2 separate regions of the Homo sapiens genome follow, and region 1 is linked to region 2. Evidence: chromatin contacts called from ENCODE Hi-C or POLR2A ChIA-PET data. All regions are on one chromosome and are shown on one strand. Each heading gives the region's core, a stretch centred on a gene start or an enhancer-like site at or near the end of the contact. The rest is flanking DNA. Distances are from core to core; before and after follow the strand shown.

What was found. Hi-C counts contacts between places; a loop is a spot of excess contacts on that map. ChIA-PET counts read pairs that join two places held with the same protein, here RNA polymerase II (POLR2A). Pooled maps may share reads with other maps.
Region 1: a loop to region 2 is called in a map of gastrocnemius medialis, with 2.1 times the contacts of the local background. The contact joins two enhancer-like sites. A Hi-C loop is called at or near these places in 3 of 168 maps with a recorded cell type or tissue (gastrocnemius medialis, mammary epithelial cell and psoas muscle) and 8 of 50 pooled maps. POLR2A ChIA-PET finds 5 or more read pairs at or near these places in 2 of 52 experiments (AG04450 and MCF 10A).

What each region holds. Positions count from the first base shown.
Region 1 is chr17:69,731,914-69,736,445 of GRCh38, forward strand. All of the region lies in intron 3 of LINC01483 (long intergenic non-protein coding RNA 1483), which reads left to right. Among named protein-coding and RNA genes, the nearest start is that of LINC01483, 140 kb to the left of the region's middle. Within about 2 kb of position 1,843, at least 4 of the 41 ENCODE cell types and tissues checked have a DNase peak (open chromatin) inside an H3K27ac peak, as active enhancers do; they include gastrocnemius medialis, where a contact is called at or near this core.
Region 2 is chr17:69,606,611-69,611,176 of GRCh38, forward strand. The region is part of intron 2 of LINC01483 (long intergenic non-protein coding RNA 1483); the gene reads left to right. Among named protein-coding and RNA genes, the nearest start is that of LINC01483, 15 kb to the left of the region's middle. RefSeq lists enhancers at 328-1,527, 603-872. Within about 2 kb of position 2,506, at least 8 of the 41 ENCODE cell types and tissues checked have a DNase peak (open chromatin) inside an H3K27ac peak, as active enhancers do; they include gastrocnemius medialis, where a contact is called at or near this core.

The DNA of each region.
Region 1 (4,532 bases), core at 593-3,092, 120 kb after region 2:
TTGGAGAGGTAGGGGAGATGCACCTGACTAACTTGGAGAGGTAGGAGGGATCAGAACCTGCAGGGCCTTTGGGGTCATGGAAAGAAATTTGAATTTTATTTTAGATACAGTAGGAAGTCGCTGAAGTTTTTAAGAAAAAGAGCAACTTAATCCAATTTATATTTTTAAAAGGCTTACTCAACACATGTTGATTGAAAATCTATTTATTTGCCAAGGACTCTGCCAAGTGATATTGTAGCAGAAAAATAACATATGGCTCTGGAGAGGCATCTATAGCATAATAGATTGGAGTGTGTGTGGGGGGAAGAAAGACACATCCATTAGTGACAACATAAGTGTGGTAAGTTACACAACAGACTGTTTTCTGCGTTGCTCACAAAATCTTCCTCCGTGAACCTGTCTGTGGTCTCACTGAAATGACAGCTTTAGCTGGCTAGTACCATGGAACCCAGTTTCCCAGACATAGGCAATTCATCCAGGGTGAGACACTGGTCCAGGCTGGAGCCATTATAGACCAGGAACACATTAGAATCTCCCTTAAACATTAGTTAAACAACACAGAGAATGTAATCATTAATGGTGATCACTGAGCCTTGAAGATGATAAAGCCATGAGGCTATTGTTTATGTTGGACACTGTGCAATCAGAGGTGGTTGGTCAGCTAAAAGAAGAATCAGAAGAGAGGCAGACAGAAAGCAGATGAGAAACAGATCACAATATTTGAAAGGCATATTTAAAAATATAGATTCCTAAGGGGCTTCCCAGTTCCAATCTTTGCAACTCTGTATTCATTTTAGTCTTTGCCTGTGAAATTTCTTACCACACCCTTAAGGGATATCAGTGTCTCTCCCTGCCTCCTCATACTTGAGATGGGTCTACAAAGATTTGTAGGCTTTTCATGGTCAGAGAGGCAGGAGAAGGGTATTCCAGGCAAAAACAATAGTCTATTTAAAGGGACAGAAGCATAAGCATTCTAAAGGCGAGCTACTTCAGAAGGTGGTTTCAGTAAACACTGTATGAAATGTTGGCTGGGAATAAGAAGACCACCAAGCTTGATGACTGAAGCTTAGTGAAGGGAAGTTGAAAAGCTATTTGGAATGAAATCTCCACTTACAAGTCAAATAGTTGATGGTGATGGAAAAAGTATACCTTACTGAATTCTTTAAGTAATATAAAATTCCCGTGGACAATTTTCAGCACCAAACACACTACTTGGCATTTAGCAGGTATTCAGTAAATATTCGAGGTGTGCATATTGTCTTTATTTTTCATTTCCTCCAGTTCACAGCCAGTAGTAAACAAGGGCATATTACAAATTGAGATCCAAGTTGGGTTAAGTACACAGGTAAGCACTGAAACATGCAAGAGTATTTGCAATAAGAAGCTCAAATTCTATTCCACCATGAATAATAAGCTGAATTCCAGTTGGCCAATCTCCATTCCTTCCCAAAAGTGTTGAACTGGTAACCTGCTCACCCTCATTCCTCTTGGAATTTACAGATGTGTGCCGGACAGTGTGGGAAACAGTGTTTTACAGCAGCAATTAGTTTATTCCTGGGGTAAACAGTAGAACTTTAGGGATAATTGCAGCAAGAAATTTGTTCCCTATTGCAGTGTGAATAACCTACAGGCAGCCAGTTGGCTGCTTGCCCTACAAATCCCAAAAAGGACATTGGCAACTGTTTTGCATTTGTGCCCAGTAGGGATTTGCAGATGCACAGTGGGGAGAGGAGAAAAGATGGGCTGTGTTTTTACCAATGTTTGCAAAGCCAAGGATGGCTTTCCAGGACAGGTTAATTCAGAAGCGGGAAATTTGGGTTTGTGTAAGGGGACAGCTTGCTTCTCTTTAAGATGGAAGCTGCAGCTCGAGTGCCAGTTGGCAGCTCCTGAGTCTGCTATAGGGCCAACACACATGCAGGCAGCAGAGTCACTTAATCCCTTTGACTTTGCTATTTCCTGCCTATGACTGTACTAAGCTTGTTGAAGCCTGAAGCAACATGTGACTATGAGATTGTGGGCAGCCAGGAGCCAGTCTTCCACAGCCTTGGACAAACTGACTGTACCACCCTCTACAATTTGCTTCCTAGCCAAGGTTGGCTATTTCCCCAAATTTCTCTTTCAGGTGTGGCATTATAGAGACCATTATTACTGTTGTTGCTGCATTTAAGAGAACACAGACACAATAGTTTCCAGCTTGCTTTTGTACATAGTTTCCCTAAATATGTTACTATCTCCAGTGCAGGCTCCAATTTGAAATGTCATCACAGGCAGCAGCAATGTCACATATTTTTATGGCATTTTCTCTTATGATCGTTGTGTAATTATACTTTAATATTTAGGTGTGGACATTAAGGAAGGGGTTATTTCTGTCATACAGAAGGGAAAAATTACTAGGAAAATACATAAAAAGTTAACTTTGTAGTTGATGTTGGAGATAGTGATTTCTATTACTACAGATCATTTAATCTTTCCTTGTGAGTGGGAGAAGTGCAGTCTTGCTTTATTAATTGCTAATAATTTTCCCATATAAACTCAGAGAACCTCAAAAGTGGTTACTGTGCCTTCTGTATCTCTTGCCTCCTAATTGATTTCCCTGCATCCGTCCCTGGGTCCCTTTCCCCTATCCTCAATCTGTTCTATATACATGGCAATTCTAATCATGACAAGCTTAAATTAATTTAATACTATCCTATTATCTTTGGGATAAAGATCACACGTGCTTCCTGAGGTCAGCCTTCTTAGCATGGCCGAAAAGGTCCTACCTGATTTGGCACCAGTATCATCTCTCAGGCACTCACAAACCCATTCTCCACAATTCAGTCTTTTCTGCTGGTCTTTTCTTCTGATTGTCTAATGCATGTGATTCTTCTTGCCACAAGACCATTGCACATTCCATTCCAGCTTCCTGGAATGCTCTTCCCACTGGTCTCTGTAAAAGTTAACTGCTTCTTATCCTTCAAATCTCAGCTCATGCTTACTCTCTTCCCTAATTTCCAGACTTACTCAGATTACCCTGTCACTCCCTCAAACAGCATCTGTAAATCTCCTTCTTAACTCTGATCACAATCTGTCATCCTACAAGATGACTTTGTAGGATGACTTTGTAGGGAGTACTTAGCTGATGCCTACTTTTCCTCCTCAATAAAGACAAGGACTCTATTTCCAGCACTATCATGACCCTGGTGGAGGAAGACCGTGGTGAACTCTATGCAAAGAAAGCATGAATCAAGTCAAGAAGGAGGTGCCAAATTTAAAGTTAAAAAGAAGCAGAATGAAAAGCAACTGAGGAAAACAATTCTAAAGGGGCTTTAAAGCAAACAAGTCAAGATCAGTATCAATTTTAGTTTGAAGGAGCTGATGGACAAGATGTGAATTTCCAGTGAAGCAGGCTCTGAACTTCATTTTGAAGTTAAAAATTGACTCGGGTTCAGAGACAGCATTAGAGAGGTAGGATCACTCATCTCCAAACAAAGGGCATTTTCTTTTATTTATATATATATATAAAACAGATATATAAATATATTATATATATTTAATAATATATATTTAATATTTATATGATATATATTATATATAATTTATATATTACATATATATTACATATATATACAAATATATATAAAATATATATATATATTACAAGTTATTGGGGTGCAGGTGGTATTTGGTTACATGAGTAAGTTCTTTAGTGGTGATTTGTGAGATTTTGGTGCATCCATCACCCAAGCAGTATATACTGCACTATGTTTGTAGTCTTTTATCCCTCGCCCCATCCCACTCTTCCCCCAAAGTCCATTGTATCATTCTTATGCCTTTGCATCCTCATAGCTTAGCTCCCACATATCAGTGAGGACATACAATGTTTGGTTTTCCATTCCTGAGTTATTTCACTTAGAATAATAGTCTCCAATCTCAGCCAGGTCGCTGTGAATGGCATTAATTCATTCCTTTTTATGGCTGAGTAGTATTCCATCATATAAATATACCACAATTTCTTTATCCACTCGTTGACTGATGGGCATTTGGGTTAGTCTGATGATTTTGTAATTACGAATTGTGCTGCTATAAACATGCATGTGCAAGTATCTTTTTGTATAATGACTTCTTTTCTTCTGGGTAGGCACCCAGTAGTAGGATTGCCAGATCAAATGGTTTTCTACTTTTCATTCTTTAAGGAATCTCCACACTGTTTTCCATAGGGGTAGTACTAGTTTACATTTCCACCAACAGTGTTGAAGTGTTCCCTGTTCACTGCATCCACACCAATATCTACTGTTTTTTGATTTTTTTATTATGCTCATTCTTGCAGGAGTAAGGTGATATTGCATTGTGGTTTTGAGTTGCATTTCCCTGATTATTAGTGATGTTGAGCATTTTTTTATGTTTGTTGGCCATTTGTATATCTTTTTTGAGAATTGTCTATTCATGTTCTTAGCCCACTTTTCAATGGGATTGTTTGTTTTTTTCTTACTAGTTTGTTTGAGTTCATTGTAGATTCTCAATATTAGTCTTTTGTCAGATGTATAGATTGT
Region 2 (4,566 bases), core at 1,256-3,755:
TAACCAATCCAGCTGTTTCTGTACCTCACTTCTATTTTTTGAACCTCACTTTCCATTTCCTGTCGATTAATGTTATCTGACCATGTGGCAGCCCAAGAGTCGCTGGGAACCTATTTTGCTTCTGGGAGCTGCTTGATTCATGAGCTTAATTAAATTGTTAAATCTAATTTGTCTAAAGTTTTTCTTTTAACACCTTCACGAGGGGAAGTTTATGCCCTGCTTTAAGCAGAGGGGGACGGCAGAGCTCTTCTGTGTCTGCTTTTTCTCAATTGCCCCCAGCTCAAAATAATTCTTATGCCGGCATATTTTGGGGTGACATATTCTGATCTCCTTCATTGGGAAGCAGTCCCTGAGTGTGAGCCTAGCAAAGACTCTCTTCTTAGAAATCCTCCCTAATTTGAAACATAGTGGTTAAAATTCAGAAGCTGGGTCTCTGTGCACGTTATCTAACTGCTTGGCACACAAAGGTTTGTCAAATAAAAGACAGGCAGGTGATGAATGCATTGAGAATTGTTGTCAATCCTACCTAAAGTTCCACAGACTTAGAGAACATGTCTTTCTACCTGACAACCATTCAGAGCAGTTTGGCTGTTCCAACTCGCGTCCTCAATTTCATCATTCAAAATCTGTGAGACCGATACTGAGCTCTCATGGAAGACTGGCTCATTTAATTGAACAATTTGGAAAACTGTTGAGTTGAGGAAATGTATACAGAAGCTAGGTGGCGCTGGCGGCCACAGGCTGCACAAGATAATCCTCTGCATGTCAGAACATGCCCTGTGCCCAAAGGACACAGCTGTGAAACCTTTCTGAAGAGTTTAGTATCAGATACAGGGAGAATGATTTGAAACAAAAGAGAAATACAGAAATTCCACAGCATCACTTTCAGACTGTCCAACATTACCCATTCCTTCTGACATAAACATGAAAACCCATAAAGCACAATTTGTATTTATCTATTTTCTAAATAAACTCCTCCTGGTCATTTGCTTTTTGAATATTCTGTTTGGTCTCTTTGGTTTTGCAATCACCACTGACTTGGAGCTCCACAGAAAAACCAGAAGTTCCAAAATAGCAATCGGAAGAGAACTTGGTTTCAGTCCCTTTTCCATTAATGCCTATTTTCCACAACCACATAACCTGTGCATTTGGAATATTTTCCCAATAGCACTGGCTTTCATAAGCTGTAGTGACTGTCAGGAAATAAAACTGCTTTGGTGGAAAGACCAGAATTATATAGCTGAGAACACAGGAATGTTAAACCAGCCTTCGAAGTCTTGCAGAATAGGAGAGAACAAAAGTGGGCTGTGTCAGTGAGGCAGGTTTAATAGAAATAGAACATTTATGAATTTCTAGTCACATCTTCTGACCAGATAATCTTCTACAGAGTCATTTAGCTTATGTATGGGAGATACGAATCTTACAAGTGGAAGATGACCATGCCTAAGTCAGAATATAATAGTCTGACAAAATTTTCTGCTTTATGTATGCTTATGGAACTTGTTTTATATATAGACATATCACATTTATATAGTCATTTAATAAATTTCATTCATTGAAAATAATACAAATGCATTACAATGAAAACAATCATTAGGTACGTACTTTTGGTTAATATTTCCAACTGTCCTGAAAGATGTGGTATAAATATATCTGTAATCCCTAGGGGTTTATTGCACAAGAAAAAAAGCAGAGCACACTGTTGATTTTTTTTTTTTTTGAGACATATTGGCTGGTAAAATGTTGATACTAATTAATTCTGAAGTGGAAACAGGCTTACAGGCTGGCAGACGGGTTATAAAATTTTTTTTTTTCCATTGGTCTCAGAATTGCTAGAATCTTTGTTTCAGCACCAGTAGCTCTGGTTTAGGTTAATATTTCTGCCTCCACTCAATACCATGTTATACACCCTCTTGCCTACTGTCAAAGGAGTTTGTTGAAGATAGTTTCTTTACCTGAGAAAGAATACCATTCTCCTTTACTCCTCTTTTACCATGTCTCCTCTTCTACCTGACCAGTGTACATATTTGTCAACTCTTTTTCCAACCTGTTAGCATGTTACTGATGGAGGGCTTCACGGAAGAAGCATGGAGTTGAGAATTTCAACTTTTACTTCTGTTACAGGAGTGGCCTTCAGCCTCACTTAGATAGAAAGGGCCACAATAAACTCAGAGGAGTAATAGGCTCAGAAATGGTGGACAACATACTCATCTTATTTATCACTGGGTTTCTGGCCCTTGATGCAGTACTTGGTATTTAGTCAGTGCTCCTTGCTAAGCTGCTTGTTTGTGTCTGCTTCCACATTCCAAAGATATGAGGATATGAGTTTGAATAGAGTATGAGATAGTTAACAAATATGAAACCAGTGGTATTGAGCACCAACAACATACAGAGCTGTATTAGAAACTGAGAATTGCAAAAAATGATATATTTGTCCATGTTTCCCAAGAGGTTACCTATTAATACATAACTACATATTTGTAAGAAGACATTATAGCATATTGCCTGTGAACCATCTGCCTCAGCTTCTAGTTGTTTCCTCTGATTCAGCTAGCCAAATGCCACAAGAAACCACAAAGCCAATTTGTGTTCTTGGATAACTGCGTGCAACACCCATTAGCTTTCTATGGGCAGGATTTGGCGCAGAGAACTCATCTGTTGCCAGTGCTCAAAAGAAAGTCAGGATTAAATAAACCTATTTCTGTATTCTTACAGGCGTGCCTATGAATCCATGAGGCTACAGTCACGATGGCATACTTGGCAAGCTCAGGGCACTGTTATCTTTTGAATTAATTTTGTGACCTGTTATAAATGCAAGTTCCCTTACTGTGTTTCAAAGGCTTTTTGCTCCCTATTCCAATGTCACAAGTTTTCTTCTATGACAAAGATCGTGTTAGCTTAATTTTTTTGCTACATTGTGATTTTTTTTGATATTGCATTATAGCTCCTTCCCCTTTTGGCATACATGCATTCATAGCTAAATTATGGAGTGACTGGGGTTTCCTTCCCTTGGCATGATTTACCTCTGGTCAGATTATTCCTTGTTGTGGGGGACTGTCTTGTGCATTGTAGGGTATTTAGTAGCATCCCTGGCCCTTGCCACTAGATGCCGCTAGAATTTCCTGCCCCTAAAATGTCTCCAGAATTTGCTAAATGTTGGGATAGGGAAGGATTGCCACCTGTCGAGGACCACTGATTTATATTAATGTAACTTTTCTGCATAAAACCATTAAATACCATTACTCAAGGGATATAAGCTGGCTAATGATTTTCTCTGCGGCATTTAGCAAAAAATCCATCTGGTGAAAATACCAGTGAAGAGGAACAGAAACAATTGTAAATCTTCAAAAATCATTCCTTGAGCAAGAAAATGCCTTGGGCTAGCCACTGCCTTCCCCATTCACCCTGACCCCCACCCCAAATACAACATTTTATTTTTAACCATCTAAGTAAGGCTGATGTTGCTGATGGATAACAGCTGCTGTATTAGTCTGTTCTCACACTGCTATGAAGAAATACCCAAGACTGGGTAATTTATAAAGAAAAGAGGTTTAATTGACTCAGTTCTGCATGGCTGCGGAGGCCTCAGGAATCTTACAATCATGGTGGAAGGCATCTCTTCACAGGGTGGCAGCAGAGAGAATGAATGCAAGCAGGGGAAATGCCAGATGCTTATAAAACCATCGGATCTCTTGAGACTCACTCATTATCACGAGAACAGCATGGGAGAAACTGCCACCATGATCCGATTCCCTCCACCTGGTCCCACCCTTGACACATGAGGATTATTACAATTCAAAGTGAGATTTGGGCGGGGACACAGAGCCAAACCATATCAGCTGCAGAGATCTCTGGGTGGAGTGTTATGTGAGTGAGCTTGCTACAGATTGGAGTGAGCCACTGAACTGTTAGGGGCATTTTTCTGATTAGAATTGCATTCTGCTATCTTTGAGTTTCTGCTGAGGTTGCTTGTCATTACATTGGCAGGCAGATAGAAACTATGAGATATGCTATTGTAAATGCATTATTTTCTCTATTATTTATAGCTGTGAGTAGGTAGTGATATAGGTGGTAAGAAAGCAACATCACAGATTTGATATGGTTTGGATTTGTGTCCCTGCCCAAATCTCCTGTTAAATTGTAATCCCCAATATTGGAAGTGGGGCCTGGTGGGAGGTGACTGGATCATGGAGGTGGAATTCTCATGAATGCTTTAGTATCATCCCCTCTTGGTACTGTGTCGTAAGTTCTCACAAGATCTGGTTGTTTAAAAGTATGTGGCACCTCCCCCGTCCCTCTCTCTCTTGCTCCTGCTCTGGACATATGAAGTGCTGGCTTCCCCTTTGCCTTCCACCATGATTGTAAGTTTCCTGAGGCCTCCCTAGAAACCAAGCAGATGCTGTCATTCTTCCTGTACAGCCTGCAGAATTGTGAGCCAATGAAACCTCTTTTCTTTATAAATTACTCAGTCTCAGGCCTTTCTTTCTTTCTTATTTCTTTTTTTTTGTTTGTTTTTGAGACAGAGTCTGGCTCTGTCACCCAGGCTGGAGTACAGTGGTGTGATCT